Linked DNA regions of Homo sapiens: region 2 is linked to region 1. A link is a loop called in an ENCODE intact Hi-C map of the cell type or tissue named here. Cell type or tissue: K562. All regions are shown on one strand.

Evidence for each region. Peaks named below come from ENCODE experiments on the same cell type or tissue, not always from the same donor. Only the 100,000 strongest peaks of a DNase experiment are listed, where the experiment ranks them.
Region 2: a loop joins it to region 1, with 4 times the contacts of the local background. A loop is called at or near these places in 4 of 110 quality-filtered maps.

Annotation. Positions count from the first base shown.
Region 1 is chr6:133,919,483-133,927,482 of GRCh38, reverse strand. No RefSeq gene overlaps it. Among named protein-coding and RNA genes, the nearest start is that of TBPL1, 30 kb to the left of the region's middle. In K562, CTCF peaks have their summits at 3,352 (motif pointing left) and 6,047 (motif pointing right); DNase peaks (open chromatin) are centred at 3,352 and 6,022.
Region 2 is chr6:134,818,385-134,826,384 of GRCh38, reverse strand. All of the region lies in intron 2 of LOC101928277 (a long non-coding RNA gene), which reads left to right. Among named protein-coding and RNA genes, the nearest start is that of ALDH8A1, 130 kb to the left of the region's middle. In K562, a CTCF peak has its summit at 3,273 (motif pointing right); a DNase peak (open chromatin) is centred at 3,314; H3K27me3 peaks cover 574 bases.

The DNA.
Region 1 (8,000 bases):
CTTCCTGGGTTCAAGCGATTCTCATGCCTCAGTCTCCTGAGTAGCTGGGGTTACAGGTGTGCACCACCATGCCTAGCTAATTTTTTTCTATTTTTAGTAGAGACAGGTTTCACTATGTTGGCCAGGCTGGTCTAGAACTCCTGGCCTCCAGTGATCCGCCCACCTCTGCCTCCCAAAGTGCTGGGATTACAAGCGTGAGCCATTGTGCCCAGCCGATTTCTGTCTTACTTTTGCCTTCCGAATCTCCCATAAATGTATATAATTGGTGGAAGCTATTCATAAAGATAAAACTAACTTGAGAATCTGCAAGATGTAGATTTTAGCTGTCCATCCTCTTCTGGGAATGACAATGGCAATCAGGTGGTGACTCTGGAAAAGGCTGGTAATAAAACTGAGGGTCAATTCACTATGTCTACTTCAACTAGCAACAAATAGTTGAGAGAATATACTACAAAAATGGATGATATTGACAGAATCCACAAAACAAACAAAGTACTTAGGAATACATGTAATAAGATAATTATGTTACATTAAAGGAGATTTAGATAAATTCAGAGATATACTATTTCAATAGATAGGAAAACTCAATATTTAAAGAAAAGTAATTTCTTCTCAAATTGATCTATACATTCAGTACAAATTCCAGTCTAGATCCCAACAAGATTTTTAGAGGAACTTGACAAACACTCCTGAAGAAGATCAAGGTTGGGAAGAAAGGTTGGGAAGAAAGACTTGCTCTTTCGATGAGCGGAATTCATTAAAAGCTATATGACTGCAGGATGAGCCACTGGTGTAGGATTAAATAAATACATTGACTAGTAAAACAGAATCGAAAGCCAAAAATCAGACTCACTTACATATAGAAACTTGGTGTATGTCAGAGGTTATACGGTGATTCCAGTGGGGAATGGGTAGATTATTCCACAAACAGTGCTAGGAAAATTGGTTATCTATATAGAAAGTAAAATAGGACACTTACTTTACATCAGATAGAAAAATTAATTTCAGGTGAATTAAAGACAAGTAAGAAGGAAAAAATTTAAAACTTTTTAGAGAAAATATGAAAGAATATGATCTCAGGATTGGGACGTATTTCTTATATAAGATACAAAAAGTATCAATCATCAAACAGTTATATTATACAACATTAGTATCCTTAATCCATGAAAAAAAAATAACCCGCCTTAGATAAAGTGAAAAGACAAGCCACAAACTGGAAGAATGTATTTCTAACTTACATAAATGCCAAAGTGTTGGTGTAGTGTCCAGTTTCTATGAAAAACTACCATAAATGAATAAGAAAAAGACAGAAGACCCAGTAGAAAAATGGGCAAAAGACATTAAGAGGCATTATATAGGAGAAACACAATAATATGATAAACATGTAAAGAAAAAGTAAGGAAACATGCTCAATTTCATGTTATTAGAAATAATCAGAATAACCCATTCACCAGGAGACAATATACAAAAATGTTCACAGCCACGTTGTTAACAGCAAAAAGTATAAGCAACCCAAAAGTCTCTTGAAAGTAGAATGCATAAATTGTGGTGTGTTTATACAAAGGAATGTAATATAGCAGTAAAAATTAATAAATGAATGCTGGAAGCAATTACATGGATTAATATTAGCAATTTAATATTGAGAGTGATGAGTAACTGGGAAAAACTACATAGAGTATGATACTAGCTCAAAGACAAGCAAAACTGAACATATATGCAAAAGCTCTTTTGAAGCAATGCAAAAAAACCCTCAGAAAAATAAATTTTCAGAAAGTAAGATATAAACACCCAATTCAGGATAGTGTTTTCTTTTGATGTGATGCAGGGGGATGGGATAGGTGAAAAGTGAGACTTTGGGTCATTTGTGATGTCTTTCCTGTTGTATTATTTGTCAATGCAGCACATTCGTTAAAGTAAAGCTAAGACAAAGATTTCTCTGATCACCATTATTTCTCCTTGTTTGTTCTAGAAGTTCTAGCCAATACAGTAAGATAAGAAAAAAAACTGATAGATTAGTAACTAATAAAAGCAGAGTTAAGTGATTTTTATTAGTACATGATGGTATTGTCTGAAAAACACAATGAAATCAATTAAAAATATCCATCAAAACTAATAAAACTTCAATGAAATAATTGGTCATTAGTATCACTATCTGCCATTTGTCATATATCTACCACGTGCCAGCAACTGGGCTCAGCACTTTATATTCATTGTCTCAGAAGCAACCCTATGTGTTACATTTGTATCTCCACAAAGATGAGGAAAAGTTTTAGGTTGAGTAACTTGGGCAAGTGTCAGGACAACAATTTGAACTTGCTTTGTCTGATTCTAAAACTTCTGCTCTGAAACACTTGATTACATCGTCTCCAAATAAATACTGAAGCTAAGATATTTTCTCCATCACAAAAATCATCAGTGATCAGGAAATTCATCCGTGGAAAAATACTTGAATATTTTCAGTGGCAAGCATTATCAAACAAGGATAGTATCTTATTTAAAAGTACACAGATCTCAAATGGACAAAATCTGTAGGCAAAGTGAACATGACTTTCTCTCCTGAACAATATTGCAGAAGACAAAATTCTTCTCCATCTCCCCCTTTTTTTAGACATTATGCAGATGGCTACCTTTCTTTTAACTTATTTTTTTCTCCAGAGGAGTTACAATATTGTTGATCAGTAATTTTTTCCCCCTGAAACTATGCCTTAGTTGGATGGGGGTGGTAGTATATTTCTCCTCTAAGCAGAGTTGCTTACACTAGAAGTTGATGCTAATTTTCTTCTGAGATGGCAGTTTTATGCGTAAGAGTTGGTTTTAGCACATTTTCTAGGGTATGGAAATTAAACACAGAACCAGTGTTTTCTAGCTCATTCATAAATTCCATCATAATCTTTCTTAATTTTTTTTTGTCCTGGAGACCTTCATACTTTCAAAGAGTTTTGATGAGGTCGTTATTTTCATACCTTTCATTTGGAAAATGCTGGAAGCGTCCTCAGCCTGCACTTTCTCTTACTATTTCACCACTCTCTGGAATGTGCCTGCTGAGCTTGCCCATGAAGTTTTTGGCCCACCAGCCTCTTCTCACGTGTAAGCCCAATCTTAGCAGGTTCAACTTTGCTATCAATTCAGCTTTGAATCATGAATTAAAGCTAGACGGAACTTTACAAATCACCTAATTCAGTTTTACAAATAAGGAAAATACCACTTTTTCTACTAGTTTCCTCCAGGGCATGGTTCTGCCTATTTGGTTTCTGAGGATTCTCCTTTCCTTTTTTCCCTAACTGGATACCTACAGCAGCAGTCAAGATCCCTATTGTGAACATACAGAAAAGGAAATGAGAGACAAGGCTGCCACCATGTGGTGTAACAGGTGAACAGGAAGGAGGGGTTTATACAGAGAAGCATAAGAATTGGGAAGCTTATGAAAGGTGAATGTCCATTCATTAGAACAGTAATTGTCAACCGTTTATAATTGCTGTCATGACTCGGTGAGATCTACAAGTTTCTGAAATCCTCCTTATGGTACATCAGGAACTCCTGGACAGCCATTAGACCTAGCCATGCAGCTGCCTTAAAACTTAGGAAGATTTTATAATTGACAGATGTCCATGGATTGAGAGGTCTATAGAAGGCCCTTAGGAATATTTTTTATCTAAAAGTAGACCTACATATGTTTAATTTTATTTTATAAAATCAAATTAAGTAAACCAATATTATGGGATATTACACTATTAACCTTCTTTTTTTTGTGTTCCCATCTTTTTTACCATCAGATAGCTTTGGCATGATAGTCATATTCTATACATGAGATTATTTAATTAAATCGAATTTAAAAAATGCTAAGTGAAGCAAGTATTTAAGAAGTCAATATTTAAATAGGTTTTGCTTTCAGTAGTTACATAAGTTGTATTCTAGTTTGAGTGTCACAGAAATGGGCATGAGATATATTTTTGTTAAACATAAGAGGGAAGCACAAGTGAACTCACTGCTCGAGTTTCATAAAAGCCACTCTGTAGATGTGATGCTCCCAGCAAGCTGACCCAGGGTAAGAAGCAAGGCAATGAAAGATCAATCCACCAAAAATACTGTAGCAGCTGCTATCCTTGTCCTAGACAATCACAAATTGCTCATGGCATGTACCCACATATCTGCACTACTTCACCCAGAATCAGTGAGAACGGGCAGGGGGCAACATATCAGCGGCTCTTCCTCTGCTAATCTAAAAGAATTAGAAATAGGCTGCTCCCTATAAAATTGCCTGACATTCTTAAAACAGCCTAATAATCTCAAAGGAGCAATTTCCTTTATTAATTGAAAGCAGCTGAAAAATATATTAGCCTCATTTTATATTTTTAAAGCTTAAATATCTAAAGTATTGGAAACAAAGAAAACTGTACATCAGAGGGGAAGCAAAAGGTGACTAGATTGGGCCCTGGCCTCATGGCATGGTCAAGATGTTGAGCCGGCCAGGCGCGGTGGCTCATGCCTGTAATCCCAGCACTTTGGGAGGCCAAGGAGGGTGGATCAATTGGGGTCAGGGGTTCCAGACCAGCCTGGCCAACATGGTGAAACCCTGTCTCTACTAAAGTTACAAAAATTACCCAGGTGTGATGGCATATGCCTATCATCCCAGCTACTTGGGAGTCTGAGGCAGGAGAATCACTTGAACCCAGGAGGGTGGAGGTTGCAGTGAGCCGAGATCGTGTACTCCAGCCTGGGTGTCAGAGTGAGACCCTGTCTAAAAAAAGAAAAAAAAAGTTGAGTCCTGGAGTAAGACTTATTTGGACTAAAATACCAGTGTCACCGCTTAGATGATGACTTTGGTGAAGTTATTGAACCCCTCCCGTCTTCAGTTTCCTCATCTGGAAAATAGCCTGTCCTCTGGGTTGTGGCAAGGATTATAGAGGTAAAGCCATGCAGAGCACTTAGCACAGTGTCTAGCATTTACTCAGCACTCCATAAATGCTAGGCTAATAGAATCACCCAGAACTAGAGATGTGAATACAGCTAGATTCTGAGCACACTCACAATGAAAGTTAAAGAGAAAAGCTTAACTTCTATTGCATTTTTTAGACATTTACAAAAAATATGTGTCATCCAAAAAGCAATAGTTGAATGCCTGCAGGATTTCTCAAAGGCAGGACCTTAGTTGAGGCACCACATTTTCAGCTTAGAACTTGGAATTTCTTAGCACATCACATCAAAAAATTAGTCCCTTTGTGAAAAGTTCGTCCTGAGTTAGTGACTAGAGCACCAATATTCTAGTCAAATGATCTTACATTCAGAGTTTTAGATTCATCACTTACTAGTTGTGAGTTCTTGAACTTCAGTTTTCTCATATTGTAAAGTAAGAATAACGGCCGGGCGCGGTGGCTCATGCCTGTAATCCCAGCATTTTAGGAGGCTGAGGCAGCCGAATCACGAGGTCAGGAGTTCAAGACTAGCCTGGCCAATATGGTGAAACTCCGTCTCTACTAAAAATACAAAACTTAGCCGGGAGTGATAGTGGACGCCTGTAATCCCAGCTACTAGTGAGGCTGAGGCAGAAGAATCGCTTGAACCCGGGAGGCGGAGGTTGCAGTGAGCCGAGATTGCGCCGCTGCACTCCAGCCTGGGTGACAGAGTGAGACTCCTTAAAAATAAATAAATAATAAGAGTAGTAGCAAGTACTTATAGACAGCTTACCAAAAGTATAGCACTCACTATGTTACCACTGCAGCAGGGAGATAATGTATGTAAACACCTATCCTAGAGCAAGCCTCAATAAGTTTATTTTATTACCTTGGAATTCTTTGATGGTGGTGTCTAGAGAAACCCTGGGATTTAGGAATTTGGGAATGGACTAACAAATCCATTTTGACTTATGAATGGAAAAAGAAGAATATAGGAGGAAATGATTTGGCAGTGTTCCAGTTATCAATTTGTTGTCTCTCAGCTCCAAATCCACTCCTGGTTGCCTGTTCAGCTGGAAACCCACTGTTCTGGAGCCAGTCTCTACCAGCATCTCTCCTTTGCAGCTGGCACGATGCTAAACTTTATCAGTAGAGGGCGCTGGAGGGACACTGTAAGGAGAAGTGTTTCCTCTTTCGAATTCATCCACTGTGCCCCTCCTAGCAGGATTTTACTTTTCTATTATTTTATTTTATTTTATATTTTATTTTATTTTATATTTTCGAGACAGAGTCTGGCTCTGTCCCCAGGGCTGGAGAACAGTGGTGCAATCCCGGCCCCCCGCAACCTCCACCTCCCGGGTTCAAGTGATTCTAGTGCCTCTGCCTCCCGAGTAGCTGGGACTACAGATGCCTGCCACCATGCCCGGGTAATTTTTGTATTTTTAATACAGACAGCATTTCACCATGTTGGCCAGGCTGGTCTCGAACTCCTGACCACAAGTGATCCGCCTGCCTCGACCTCCCAGAGTGCTGGGATTACAGGCATGAGCCACCGCCTCACCCACTGTGCTCCTCCTAGCAGGCTCCTGCAGACCATGCTCCTGCAGCAGGTGTGGCCTCCAGCAGCATCTGGTGGCCAGAACACAGCCACTCCCTTGTGGAGATCTCCATCCATCGTCTCCTCAGGTGGCTTTACAGCGACTTCCTAGGTGTGGCACCTTTTGTGGGTGGCTTTCCCCTTAAACCCTAGAGGGCAGTTTCCCAGTAATTCCCAGCCATGGTTCCCAGCTTGCCAGCCTCTGCCAGCCTGCACCCCAATAGGCAGTTTCCTGCTTGCGAGCTCTAGCTGAAATTCTAGTTTGCCAGCCTTTGCTCAGACCAGCTGTGGGACAGTTATGGCCTCAATCAACTCAGGAACCTCTCCTCTCTCCGGTGAACTTCTCCAGTGAGGTCTGAATCCTACCTTTGGGAAGGGGCCCTCTTTTCCAACTTTGTTCCCTCGCTGGGTATATTCACTCATCCCTAGGGTTCTCCCTTTATAGTTAATCCTCTGCTGCAGTCAACTTTTTTTTTTTTTCTTTTTTTCTGAGATGAAGTCTTGCTCTTTCACCCATGCTGTAGTGCAGTGGCGCCATCTCGGCTCACTGCAACCTCCGCCTCCTGGGTTCAAGCGATTCTCCTGTCTCAGCCCCCCAAGTAGCTGGGATTACAGGTGCACACCACTATGCCCGGCTAATTTTTTTATATTTTTAGTAGAGAGAGGGTTTCATCATGTTGGCCAGGCTGGTCTCGAACTCCTGACATCAAGTGATCCACCCGCTCCGGCCTCCCAAAGTGTTGGGATTACAGGCATGAGCCACCACACCCGGCCAGTAGTCAACTTCTTAAAATTTAATTTATTCAAATTACGTTCTGGTTTCTGCCCTCTGATAGGACACTGACTGCAAAGGTGGGTCATTCATCCAACCTCTGTAAAAACCCAATGAACTCTAGTCTACCATTAATAGGGTAGAACTCTATTCTGCTTTCTTGTGACCAAATTTCCTTTGTCCCTCATATCTTTCTGGGAAATTTTGAATACATAATGGAGATTTTGGTTCTTTGTGTGAGTCACGTCCCTTTTATTAATCTATCCTTGGCTCAGATGTATAAATTTCAGTGAATGGTCAAATCAATATTGATAGGAGCCTGCAAATGTTATGCCTCTTCCAGTTATGAGTTGGTTTAATGAACTGATTCTGTACCATCCTAGAATCCATCTCACTCACACGGCAGCTTACACCTTCTTGGTAAGGTGATTGGGAGAGCCTTCATGGAGGAGATGGCATTTGAGTTGGACCTTGAAGGAAGGATGGAATTTTACAAAACTGAAATATAGCCACAATCATGGGTATATTCCAGGCAGAAGGAAAAGATGCAGAGGTTTAAGCATTTATCCAACGAACATATTTGATGGGGAAAAAGTAGGAATAACATTGAGATGAAGGTAAAGTCAGAGCATGGAAGGCCTCGAATGCCAGGCAAAGAAATATCGAGGAGTATCATGTTTTCATGAAGATTTGGCTTCAGTGTAGAATAGATTGGATTGGGGCATGATTCTGAGACCTA
Region 2 (8,000 bases), 900 kb before region 1:
AGAAAGCTCTTACAAAGAAATGCTGACCGGGCGCGGTGGCTCATGCCTATAATCCCAGCACTTCAGGTGGCTGAGGTGGGTGGATCATGAGGTCAAGAGATTGAGACCATCCTGGCCAACATGGTGAAACCCTGTCTCTACTAAAAATACAACAATTAGCTGGGTGTGGTGGCACACCTGTAGTCCCAGCTACTCGGGAGGCTGAGGCAGGAGAATCACTTGAACCCAGAGGCAGAGGTTGTAGTGAGCCAAGATCGCACCACTGCACTCCAGCCTGGAGACAGAGCGAGATTCCATCTCAAAAAAGAAAGAAAGAAAGAAAGAAATGCTGGCCTCTAAATAACCAAGTTAGAGTTGGTTGCCATGATTGTCTTTTAATGACATCTACGTACTATCCTTTTCTGACATCAAAACCGACCCTGGCCGGGCGCAGTGGCTCACGCCTAAAATCCCAGCACTTTGGGAGGCCGAGGCGTGTGGATCACGAGGTCAGGAGATTGAGACCTTCCTGGCTAACATGGTGAAACCCCATCTCTGCTTAAAAAAAAAAAAAAAAAAAAATTAGCCAGGTGTGGTGGCGGGTGCCTGTAGTCCCAGCTACTCGGGAGGTTGAGGCCAGGGAATGGCATGAACCTGGGAGGCAGAGCTTGCAGTGAGCGGAGAGCTCACCACTGCACTCCAGCCTGGGTGACAGAGCAAGACTCCGTCTCAAAAAACAAAACAAAGCAAAACAAAAAAACTGACCCAATGGTCCCATAGACAGTTCTTTTTGATAAACATAGAAATTGACCTTTCTAGTCTTAAAGCTTGAAACTAATATTCGTTTTATCTGAGTTCCTTTCTTATGAAAGGACTTTCATACCTCTCAAAAAAAGTATCAAAGGACTGAAATTCACGAAGTCACCAGATCCAGACAATGAGATGCCTGACCCCTCATTCGTCATGATTTCTTCTTTGCCCCTCCCTAGTTCCTGTTTTCTTACACATTGTTACATTTTTCTCCCTGCTATATAAACCCACGTTTCAGTTGATAAGGGAAATGGATTTTTTTTTTTTTTTTTGAGATGGAGTCTTGTTCTGTCACCCAGGCTGGAGTGCAGTGGTGCAATCTCAGCTCACTGCAACTTCCGCCTCCCAGGTTCAAGCTATTCTCCTGCCTCAGCCTTCCAAGTAGCTGGGACTACAGGTGTGTGCTACCATGCCCAGCTAATTTTTGTATTTTTAGTAGAGATGGGGTTTACCATGTTGGCCAGGCTGGTCTCAAGCTCCTGACCTCAGGCAATCTGCCTGCCTCAGCCTCTTAAAGTGTTGAGATTACAGGCATGAGCCACCATGCCTGGCCAGGGAAATGGATTTGAGACTGAGCCCCCATCTTCTAGGATGTAGCACCCAATTAAAGCCTTCTTCCTTGGCATGTCATCATCTCAGTGATTGGTTTTCTGTGCAGCCAGCAGCAGGACCTAGACTGAACCCTTGGTGTTTCGGTAACAACATCAGTGTGATTGATGTCCTCATGAAACCAATGGAATCAGAATTTCCTAGAAATCTTTACAAAGCTTTTGCTTCTCTCATGTTGTATTCTTCAGTCCATGGTGGTTTACATTTGCCTCTTTTATCATCTCTTTTAGTCTGAAAATTTTCTGTTTCTCGTATTAGTGCTTTCAAATAGATTGCCTATTGGATTATTTTCTCATTTATATAGCAGACTCGGATTGGATGGGGGGATATGATTAAAAGACAATTACATATATTTAATACTTTTAGAGGATTTATACAGGAACAAAAATCAGAGGAAGACCTACAAGATTTTCTAATTTAAAAATTTTTAATTATTCTAATAAGCATTTCATGCTCTTAGCTCTTTACTATGAAGAAATGGACTGGGAGCCAACAGATCTGAGTTCCTGTCCCTGCATTGACAAATAATTCATTTTCAGAGCCTGTTTCACAAGCCATGAAATAAGGGAACCATTTTATGTAGAAAGTAGCTTCAAAACAGCTGGGATGAATAAAGTACTTTATTACCTGGAGACTTCAAACACAGTTTTTTTGCTGTGGCCCATAATTTGATAGTGTCTAATTGCATCTAAAATCCAAGTTTTCGGCCAGGCGTGGTGGCTCACACCTGTAATCCCAGCAATTTGGGAGGCCAAGGTGGGCGGATCATGAGGTCAGGAGTTTGAGACCAGTCTGACCAACATGGTGAAACTCCATCTCTACTAAAAATACAAAAATTAGCTGGGCGTGGTAGTGTGTGCCTGTAATCCCAGCTACTCAGGAGGCTGAGGCAGGAAAATCGCTTGAAACTGGGAGGCAGAGGTGGCAGTGAGCTGAGATCGCACCATTGCACTCCTGCCTGGGTGACAGAGTGGGACTCCGTCTCAAAAAAAAAAAAAAAAGTTTTCTGCGATGGCATCTAAGCATCTTTCTGTTCCAGTCCTGAACTGCCTTCCACATCACTTCCCACCCATCTTCTTGGGCCCTGATCCTTTATCACATGCTGTACTCTCAGGACTCCTGACCTTTGCTTCTGCTGTTCCCCCTGCCTAGCATACCACACCCATTTCTTTAGAAATCAAAGGCCCATCTATCTCCTTCAAAACTCAGATCTAGTGTTTCCTCTTGCATGCAGCTTTTTCTAACCTCAGCAGAATGAATTTCCCCCTTCCCTTTGTGCTTTCTCATAATGGAACATTTATCATATGGGATAATTACTTGTTACATGTTTTGTTTTCTATTTAATACCTCCTAAGTTTTGACTGAAGCTTGTCCACATGCTTGGTCACAGAACTGTCCTGGGAAATTCCCTGATGAATTATTTCAAAAGCAACCAAAGTGTCCTAACTTGATGGTAGCAGGGGAAAAACAAGGATCATCTCAGTGTGGCTGAATGAAAAGCAGTATCTATCTGGATCTTCATAAATGATGGAATTGATTTGCCACACCATTTGGTAAAGGCCTGAAGCCGTGGTTAACAGGGTTATTTTGATGAAAACTTGAAACAAAAAACACTCAAAGGACAACAGCCCCGGTGGCCCTTGAGGCAAATGATTGATTCCTGGGGCTATGTTGGAAAGTTTGGCAGAGAAGAGACTGAAATATGCTGTGGGGTGAGGAGGTTGTAGGAGGGGGCCCCACTGGGAGATTCTTGGGCTTTGGAAACATGGGGGAGAGAAAATGGTCCAGAAATGTTGTCTTGGGAAATTAGGGACAGCAGAGCTAGGGATAACAGCATGTCTAGAATACGCTGATAAATTTCCACTAGATGACGCTGTTTCCTCATTTGGCGAATGAGATTTATTACCCTACCCCTACCGGCCAACCTAAGCCCCGGACCACGGACCACGGACCACAGAGGCGTGAGAGCCTGGAGGCCTGGGCTCTAGTTCCAAATCTGCCCCTCCCTGGAATGAGGCCTGGAAGGAACAGACCTCCAAGATTCCCTGAGATTCCTCATTTGTAAAACAAAGAAATCCTCAACCAGGTGCTTTCTAAAACTTCTCCAATTACTTTTTAAAATACGTTTTATTTTTCCATTTTAATGAAAACTGTGGGGATATGTATTGCCTTTTATGTAAATATATACTTGTCATACAGAAATATCAATTTTTATTTAACCAAATCTCATTTAGATAATTAGACTCTGTAAAGCATACGGGGCAAGAATCAAATGAATAACAGTATACTTGTACACATTGGTATGCCTCCTGGGCCTAAACATTTCCCATTTATGTATGCAGTGAATTGTAGAGCTGGAAAGAATCTTAGAGGTTATACAAATAGTTCAGTCTTTTACGTATCTAATATCTAAACATAAGCTTCTCCAGGGGAAAAATTCTATTATTTTTTTTTCCATGATGAATTTTTTTTAGGGTCTGTAGTTGTAGAACTATGTCCTTGTGCTTGAGGCCAGCTCTATACTGAGTTCTCTCATGCAGGTTATCATTTGACGCACGACTTCCGAAGCTCGCTTAAGTCATAACTGAATCATTGAATGACATCAAACACCTAGCTGTTGTGTTTGAGCTCCTTTTTTTTTTTTTTTTTTTTGCCTACTCTTGTGATATGGGTCTGTCCAGCAGTGCTTCTCTCTGTTTGCTTCAGATGTTTTCAGTTATATGGAAATTAAACTCCAAGGGAAGAATATGGGGTGGATCAAATTCTGTAACTGTGTCAATCCCTGCCCCCTCCCCAGAGGACACATCCAGATCCATGTCTCTGCCTCGTGTTTACCATCAGTGGAGCCCAGATTGTTTCAACACATAGAAAGACCCACTGCTTTTCCTGGCAAGTCCTGAAGGTCATTTGTTTGCTGCTTTTTACGGTAATTGCAACAACCATTTATCCCCTTGTAAACAAATAGTGTGCTTCTAACCTATGTACCACAGTTAAAACGTTATCCCAGTAGGACAAGAGAGTTGCTGACAAAGAGAACTGGCAACATAGGGGGGAGAAAGAAGCAAGGCGTAGTCTGTCTCTTACAAATGTGGGTCATATATATTTCTGTCTGAAGGAGATGATGGACTTCAATTTTGTTCTTCCAATTCCTTTCTATACCCCAGTGAGAACAGTTTTTAGTACATATTTAAGTTCTTTTGCTTTAAGAAGAAAGATAAGAATGATAATAATCTCTGAATGTACCAATCCGCTGTTAAACCCCCTCCACCACCCACCAAATAACTCCTCTCACTAGATCAGTTCAGCCCCAGGGTTCATAGTTAACAAGGCTTCATTAGGGCTGAAAAAAAAATTGCCTTTGCTTCCAAACACGGGTTGAGCTCTGATACGGCCTCAGCAGGGAACAGATTTCCCCCTTTTATCTCTTTGCTTCACTGGTGTGTAATCTTGTCTTTTGGAACGGTGGTAATCAGAACAAATTACCTAGAGTGGGGAATAAAAAGACTTCACAGTCATTGTGGGTAATTTTTTGTTTTCTTTAACAATTGGTACCTTCCTTTAGTAATTGAAAATGATCCAAGAAATCTCTATGTACTTCGTAAGACTTTCCTAAGCGTGCCAGCTAAAGCTTTTAAGGTGGTAGAGATGGTTTCAGCGAGGGCTTGGAAGCTCCAAAAAACCAGAAACTTGCCTTGTTGCCTGGGTCCCTCAACAGGGATGGCCAGAGTTTCTTGAGACAATTGCTGCTGTGGTCTGGAAAGAAGCAGAGCCATGAAAGAGGAGAAGGCTTTGTGGCATGTCTAGGCCCAAATTCCAGATGCAGAGTTTAGTGTGAACAGCGTGTCCCTCCCAATCTTGAGAAGAAGATAAAGAATGGTGCTCCTCTAGGATCTGCCCTCGGTTTTTGTTGGGGGCTCCAGTCCCACTAGACCTGGGTTATTGTCAGAAAGGCAGCCTCACAGTACCTCTGCCACTCAGTGGGGGTCTCTGCGCCTGCTGCTTCATTCATCATCCCCTGCCTCTCCCACGTGCACTGGAAAATGTTATTTGCTTCTTGAGGTTCAGAGAGATGAAGAACATGCCTGAGTTCACTAGCATGAAGCAAGTGTTAGAACCTCTGAGAGACTGAAGGGTTGGGGGTGAGGGTTTATGACATCCATGGGGATGCTTAGAGGAACATCTGCCATGTCAGGTGTCATTTCTGAAGCTTCATACTAGATGAATTTGAGATGTGTGGAAATAGGAACAGCCTATTTGTGAGGTTACCTTCCTGGGCAAAGCAATGTTATCCAAGATTCACTCAGAAAGCCGCAAGAAGCATGCTGGAGCTAGGTGTCAAGAGGAGGTTTATGGCATGTCATTAATGGAAAGTCAGGTGGAAAAGAGCTAACACTTCTCAAGGTATCATCCTTCTGTGTCAAAGTCTCTGCCTCTACAGGACTGTAAGTATGTGGGTTGATAACAGCTTCTAGTGCCTTGAACATGTTACCAGTGGTTGAATGAACAAATGAGCAGAAGTTGGAGATACCCTCATTAGGACGTAGGATGTTCTGAGCCTTAGGTTATCTAAGACTAAGGAGTTTATGAGATGGACTATATCTGCAAAGTCCTGGAGGACTTTAAGAGGTGATAAAGGCTCAGTTGTGTGTAGTAGTAGGGATTTACATAAGAAAAATTTTGGATGGCAACTTAAACTAGGTCAGCATTTTTTAAGGGGGGGTAAGGACATGTGTATGTTAAGAAAAGTGGATGTAGTCTCAAATCTGGGTATGTCTAAGTGGGAATTAGTGCAAGTCGTCTCTGCAGGCATACTTAACCAAAATGAGAAATTAGGGAGCTAGGAGAGTTTAGGGTCTGAGGTGTAATCTTCAGCTGAGACACTGGGTGCCTGCCAGCAAGCTCAGTCATTAAGGGACTGAATTCAGGGTAGAAAGTCCAGCCATGGGTGCTGTGGACTCCAAGTTCAGAGCAGAGTAACCACTTTTATTGTGGTTACTAGACCAAGTTCAACATAAGTTCCAATGTCTCCTCTTTTCCCTTGGAACAATGCAGAAAGTCTATTTCCTTCTTGAGTTACTCTAAGGCTTGGTGTTTCTTATATTCATTTCTAGCTTCCTTTAGTCAAGCCAAATTGTTAATATGCTTGACCAAAAATGATGGAAAAATCAAGATAATAGTCAGAGTTGAGTAATTTCTAACATGAGTCAAAATATAAAAATTATTAGACTGCCCATGAACATAAAAACAGTAACATTACCAACATCAGTTCAAACACAGCATCACAAAATAGAAGTATATTTGTAAATTTTAGCAGCTGCGACTGAACTACATTTTCCATGTATTGATAAAGCAGCCTGGGCAAAAAAAGAAATTATGAGTCACAGGGATGTCTGTATCAGACTCAGAGTAGTACGTCAATTTCTAAAATTGATCTTGAATATATTTATGTCAGAGTCATCCCAAGATGCTTCTGATACGAGTCTTGTGCTAGAGAGTAACATGACTTTGGAGATGTCCTAACCAGGGTTATGAGAAACCCTCTTCTATTTGCCATGGTGATGGTTCAAAGCACAGTTCATCTGGTTCACAAAAAGCAGTTGATCCCTGGTTGGGTCAGAGAAGGGCTGGTGGAGGAGATGAAGAAAAATGAGGGGGGAGATTGTCTTGGGCAACTCTGCTGAGCAACTCCTTGAATTTGACCTGTGGTTCCACCCTTCTTAAATTTCTTCTGAGAAAAGAATACTGGCAGAATGTTGACAATTACTGAAGCCTGGTGGCAGGTGAAGGAGGTTCATTAGGCTATCTTTACTTTTGTTTAACAATTTCTATTATGAAAGTTAAAACATTTCTTCAAAGTAGTTGGTAGGATTTTTTTTTTTTTTTTTTTTTTTTTTTTTTTTTGAGATGGAGTCTCACTCTGTCGCCCAGGCTGGAGTACAGTGGTGCGATCTCGGCTCACTGCAACCTCTGCCTCCCGAGTTCAAGCAAATCTCTGCCTCAGCCTCCTGAGTAGCTGGGATTACAGGCGTGTGCCGCCATGCCTGGCTAATTTTTTGCATTTTTAGTAGAGACGGGGTTTCACCATCTTGGCCAGGCTGGTCTTGAACTCCTGACCTCGTGATCCACCCGCTTCAGCCTCCCAAAGTGCTGGGATTACAGATGTGAGCCACTGCACCTGGCCAGAATTATTTTTAAATGGGAAAACAATTTATGGGATTTCTGTATTCTTATTGCATTTCTTGATTAAAAAACAACTAAAAATTGAAATATAAATATATTGTTATATATGACTATTATTTTGCCTATTTTGCACACTTATATATGCCTATTATTTACACTTCTGGTATATAGGAGAGAGAAAGTGAGCAAATGGGTATTTTCCCTAATGAGACGATATATTTTTTCTTACCATGCTAGTGTTTATAGTCTGGAAAATTCTGTTAAGATATGGAAAGTGACAAGTAGAGCCCACTTTCCACTTTATGGGACAGGCTTAGGGAATGACTGTTCATTGAATCCACTCCCAAAACATAGACTTGCCTTTGATTATATTGGCCATCTTTTATGTTGAGGAACTCTAATGGGCATTTTTTTTTTTTTTT